Regions from separate parts of the Mus musculus genome. Here region 2 is linked to region 1. The links are chromatin loops, found by intact Hi-C in ENCODE. Cell type or tissue: heart. All regions are shown on one strand. Links, peaks and the distances in the headings refer to the core of each region. The heading gives the core; the rest is flanking DNA. Region 1 overlaps Pdzd2 (PDZ domain containing 2). Region 2 overlaps Pdzd2 (PDZ domain containing 2).

Region 1 (2,913 bases), core at 203-2,702:
TTTTGACCTTTTTGACCACAAGTAATTGAAACCTTGGATTAGCAGTGAGCTATTTTACTGTGTAGCTTCAATGGTCTGGGTGCTGGCCACTTAAGTCAAAGACACATACAGGCATAGGGTCTTAAGTGCTCCAGCCACGATAGTGCCAATGTGTTCCTGGAGTATGAGGAGTCTGTACGATCCCAGAAGAAAATCTCACTGGGCAGATATAGGCCAGACATACTCAAGGTGACTGGCCAAATGGCACAGAGACACGCCATGCAATAAAGAGTAGCTGAGTATCAGCCCTAGCCAGCAGCAGCCTTCAATCCCCTCTGCCTCCAAATCATGTGTAAAAATAAATTTAGGGTTGGTACAATCTTAGACTGGTTACCCATGGCAACCTTGAGTTCTGTCTGGATTAAAGCAGATTTAGGCAGAGTGTCAAGAGGGTATGAGAAGGTGTTACTTGGAGAAATGACTGCAGGTGGTGATGTAGTAGGAGACAGAGAGAAAGGAAGATTCTCCAATTATAGCTTTATAATATGGTCCCTGGGGCCGCTTAGCACAGGGTCTTGTCTCCCTGCATGTGTGCCCAGAGGCACCTAGTACTCCATGCAAGACTATATATATAGTCTATAGGTGGTGACCTAGAGATATTAACGAAAGGTTAAATTTTACTCAGCATGCTCTCTAAGAAGATTTCCATTGCAGAAAGTTAAAAGGAAAACAAATTTCAGCATTTACAATTCAATTATCTGGAAAATTGGCCACGTGGAACAGCCCATTCCCCTAAGGATGTAGGCTGAAAGAAACAGCCCATGACCCACATGGTACCCAGCTCCATTCTTTTCAGCCTGCTGCCTTCTCGTGCAAGTTCTTTTCATGGCTTGGTTTCTGGAATCTCTTCCAGCTCATTCAAGTCCTACTTTCTGGTATCACGGAAGAAACTAAGACTCGGGGGAGTTCTTTCCTGAGGTCATCTATCTTCCCAGAGATCAAGTTTATGCCTTTGACTCAGAGTCAATAACTTTTTTTTTTCAAACCCATAAATAATAACAAATGGCATTGGATAGTTTTCTATATCCTGTAGTTTGTGATCAAAACAAATAGAAAGTTAAGTTTCTCTACATTTCATACAAAAGCAGGGGTCACACCCTAAAAACCTCCCGTCTCATAGGTGTAGCTTGTAGCAACTTGGTGACAAGAGTCATTGCTGCTGTTGGAAAGAAGCACGGAGCTTGCTTTCCCTAGATTTCTAAGTGCCACCAGGCCAAGGCAGTGGAGAATCTGAGAGCCGTCGTCTGCCATCTTGTGGTTGAAATCAAGCACTGTGAGAGAGTGTGCTGGAGCTGTCTGTCCCCCAGCTGGGTGTGCTTCACAGCTGTGCTCTTCAGGCTGAGGTCTCTGCTGAGTCGCCCCTCCTGAACCATACTGAGTCACCAAAATGTGCTGTTTCCCCAACTTTCATTCCTGCCCTTCCCCCCAGTTCCCACAGAAGACGAGACAGTGATTGCATGACCCACCCTGCTGGGCTCTTCAAGATGAATAAAGGAGTCCCCAGAGTCTTTAACGCCAGCTTCTAGTTTCTCTGTCCTGAAACTCACTCTGTAGACCAGGCTAGCCACAGACTCAGCCTGTCTCTGCTCTTGAATGCTGGGATTAAAGGTGTGCCACTACTGCCTAGACCAGAAATTTCTTTTAAGGTAAATCAGGTAACCAAGTCTCTAGCGTTATAGTGACTAATCGAGTGAGTTCTTAGAAAAAGCTGGCCGTGTCTGTAAACACTTATCAACAGGCATTTATTGAGTGACATTTCAGGGTCCACTGTTTTTGGCTTTTGAGACAGGCCCATGCTGATCACAAACTCACTATATAGCAGCAGAGGCTGACCTCTAACTTCAGACACTCTTGCTTCTGCCTCCTGAGTGCTGGAGTCACAGGCATGTACTGCCAGGCCTGCTCGATGTGATGCTGGGGCCTGAACCCAGGCTTTCATGCCTGCTTCATCCCCAGCCCTGGGTCCACTTGCTTTTGGGACGGAAGAGATGATATGAGATGGGAGACTTTCTCTGATACAGTGCTCTATCCTGTGATATGACACTTCGTCCAGACGCCCGTGATGCACTGCTCAATGCAGACACCCGTGATATGGCCCTCCATCCTGATGCCAGTAACACAACATTTCATCCAGCCATCCATGACACAGCGCTCTATCCAGACATCCATGACGCAGCGCTCCATCCAGACGCCTGTGACGCAGCGCACCATGCAGATGCCTGTGACGCAGCCCACCATGCAGACGCCTGTGACGCAGCGCACCATGCAGATGTGCTTCCTTTCCTTCCAACCACCTGCTTCGCTGATACCTGACTTGGAACTGAATGCCGGTGCGGCCATACACTCCCACCCAGGAAGAGGAAACCCCCAATGCCTCACTTCAGATACCCACTTCTAAACTGTTAGAAGTACTTCTAGGAATTGCTGTCACTAGGAAGCATAAGGAGGGAGGCATCTGGCGTGATTAAAGTACTACTGTCTGACTTCATACCCTCCCCCGTGGGCATTTCTGAGTCTTTTGCAGGAAGGCTGACTTCTGCTTCACCTTTCTTACTTGAGTATTGAACGCGTTTGAGCATTTCTGTTCTCTCATGTTTGGGTACTAAATGTCCCCAAGTGATTTTCAATTTTTCTTTCACAAGAGGGTCTTTGAAATCCAAGCTTTGGTGCCTGGATTACCTCTTACCCTCTCTTAGAGACTTCTGAAGGGAGGCAAGACACCTCACAGCCTGGCTTTCACAGAAATAGAAAGCCAAGGCTCTATCTTTCCTTGTTCACTTTGTGTAGCTTTGAGAAGGGCCAGTATTGTAAGGACCCATGTGTATACAATTTAAACTACAACCAGTCAGGCATGGTGGCACACACCTTTAATCC
Region 2 (2,913 bases), core at 125-2,624, 97 kb before region 1:
TGGTGGGAATTACCCATGTGTAAGCAGATACAGCTGCCACCCCAAAAGCTTGGAGAAGCACTGTGCACATTTGACCAGTCAGTTCCCTGTGACAGAAAGACCACCTCTTGACTTCTGATGAAGATGAATCTACAGCAATGGAGGAGGGACTTATTCAAGCCGGAGGGATAGCTTCGTGGGGGCAGGAGGGGATGAGATGTGAGCCAGTTCAGGAGGAATATTCCACACTGAGATGGGGGATGGGCCCGGAGGGAGGAAGAGAGCCAGGAAGTAAAGATGCTGCCGGACTTTAGATTATGATGGGGTGGAGGAGAAGGGAACAGAGGAGGGGTTGGAGCCAAGGAAGGATTTCGGAATTGAGAGGGCCTTTGACAGATGAGCAGGAGGAGCCCAGGAGTTACACAGTTGGTTTCTGTTGGTTGTCAGCGTAGAATTTGAAGGGTCTGCCCAAATGTGCCCCCGTCCTTTGTTCTCCTACTGTGTCCCTGATCCTTGTATCAGTACATGCCCATCTTCCCCATGGCTATCTCACTGTCTGCAGGAGAGATGGATTGGCTTTCTTCACACTTTAAAATAAGCACACTGAGGCAAAACTATTTGACCTGTTTAATATCCGTAGCAAAAGGTGGATGGAGGCGAGGAAGATGAAAAAGAAGGTGGCACAGTCAACTCATGCTAGTTGGCCAGGGCTAGCCTGGTTTTAGCATTGAAGTCCTCAATGCCAAGACAACCTTCAGCCTTGAGTAAAGAGGTAACCATTGATTACTCAGACCCAGTCAGGAGAAGAGGAGCCATCCTGAGGTGCTGCCAGCTGAGACTGCTCTGAGCGTGTGTCCCCATTTCCCAGGGACCGCTGTCTCACAGCACCAAGTTATACCTAGGTCACCCTGAGAGTCTACAGGTGTGTTTGTCCTTCAAGAACCACTAGCTGTCCGGGACAGAAATCCTTTGTCCTCCATGAGCCTTTTATGTACAGACTCAGTACTTGAGCACCTAGTGGATGCCACACACACACACCCCATAAATATCTATCCAGTGGTCCAAACTCTTATGTGGCCAAGTTGAAGCATAAGTTAAGTACTTTGTCCTTACCCATTCAACAGCATGCTTCTAGTGTGTGTGCACAGACACACACACACACACACACACACACACACACACACACACACAGATGTCTCTGCTCACACTCCTTGTAGCTTCACCCGATTTTATTTAGAAAATCCAATAACTTTTCTGATCTCCCAAAGCCTAAGCCCTCTAGGGTAGGAGATGAGGAGGGGTGAATCCAGTGCTCTGGGCAGCTTTGATGTCACACATTTGCATCTGGGAACGGAACTCTGGTCCTCTCGGGCTGTCGGAAACCATGGAGATGACGAGCAGATGTTTTTCTAATAATGAGAAGATGTGCAGGCGCCGACACGAGAATAGTTTCCAGTCCGAAAGTTAATTAGCAAGCTGGGGAGCCCAGATAAATAAAGCTTTCTGTTTCCCTTTCTGCAGTCTAAAATACCAGATCTGGAGGTCCCCTCCCTGCCTTTCCCTCTACCCTGAACATCAGGATTTGAGAGGAAGCTTTTAAGTGCCTAGTAATTTGTGTGAGGGGAAACTGGCTTCCCACACAGCCTGTGTTCTGGATGACACATTGGCTCTTGGACACAGAGGCCATTCTTAGCAACTTGCTGGGTGATTATCGCTACCCTCTTTCAGATCTCTTGAAGATTATAGGAGATAAGAGTACCACTAATAGAGGACTGGTGGAGAAAGATCCTGCCCCACCCCGCCCCACCCCTGCATGCATGCAGAGGCAGAAAAAGTAAATATTAAGAACAAACCAGTCAGCAGCACTGGTATTTTTTCCCATTTTACAGATGGAAAAATTAAGGTCTAGACAAGTTAAGCTCCAACAGCTGTTCTGTATGGAGATGGGTTTAAAGCTGGGTTTGTCTAACAGCAGTCTCAGGGTCTTTATCACTGAATGTATTTTACAGTTTAAGAAGAGCCAATCTTTACTTGTGTTCACAGTGTTGGGCGTGGACTCTAGGGCCCTGCCCATACTAGGCAAGCCTTCTACACTGAGTTACATTATCTGTTTACTTCCCTTATTTTAAAGGGACTAAGAACACTTCCCTGACAGGGACATCCCAGGAACCCTATTTCACATACTGACTTGAGACAGACGAGTTAGATGCTTGGGCAACTGTCTTGGTTAGGGTTACTATTGCTGTGATAAAGCACCATGACCAAAGCAAGTTGGGGAGGAAAGAGTTTATGTTGGCTCACACTTCCACATGGTAGTCCATCATTGAAGGAAGTCAGGGCAGGAACTTGGAGGCAGGAGCTGATACAGAAGCCATGGGAGGGTTTTTTTTTTGGTTTGTTTTTTTTTTTTTTTTTTTTTTTTTTTTTTTTTTTTTGGTTTGGTTTGGTTTTTTTACTGGCTTGCTTTCCATGGCTTGCTCGTCCTGCTTTCTTACAGAATCCAGGACCACCAGCTCAGTGATGGCCCCACCCACAATGGGTGGGGCCTTCCCCATCAATCACTTATTAAGAAAATGTCCTGCAGAGTTTCTTATAGCCAGATCTTATAGAGGCATTTTCACAATTGAGGTTCCCTTCTTTCTGATGACTCTACCTTGTGTAGATGTAGAGTTGACATAATATTAGCCAGCACAGCAACAAAACCCAGCCTTCCAACGTCTGGGGTCCCAGTTTGTCCCTCTCTGTGGTTCATCAGCTGTCTCCTCCCCTGTTCCTCTCAAGTTTCAGATTTTACCCTATCAATCTTTGTCTTCATTCTGAGAAATAATAGCACACATGGGTCCAGGGAGTGTTTGTCAGCAGTAGCACGTCTCTTCCAGGTTTCAGAGGAAAAAAAAAAAGCCACAAGGAATTCTCCAAGTTTATTACCACCAA

The links. Hi-C counts contacts between places; a loop is a spot of excess contacts. Peaks named below come from ENCODE experiments on the same cell type or tissue, not always from the same donor. Only the 100,000 strongest peaks of a DNase experiment are listed, where the experiment ranks them.
Region 2: it touches region 1 in a loop (2.2-fold over the local background); 3 of 42 quality-filtered maps call a loop at or near these places.

Annotation. Positions count from the first base shown.
Region 1 is chr15:12,584,707-12,587,619 of GRCm38, reverse strand. The region is part of intron 3 of Pdzd2 (PDZ domain containing 2); the gene reads left to right. Among named protein-coding and RNA genes, the nearest start is that of Gm41273, 65 kb to the left of the region's middle. In heart, for the core only: a CTCF peak has its summit at 1,290 (motif pointing left); a DNase peak (open chromatin) is centred at 1,299; H3K27me3 peaks cover 588 bases.
Region 2 is chr15:12,681,231-12,684,143 of GRCm38, reverse strand. The region is part of intron 2 of Pdzd2 (PDZ domain containing 2); the gene reads left to right. Among named protein-coding and RNA genes, the nearest start is that of Gm41273, 31 kb to the right of the region's middle. In heart, for the core only: no CTCF peak of the experiment used is centred there; a DNase peak (open chromatin) is centred at 1,443.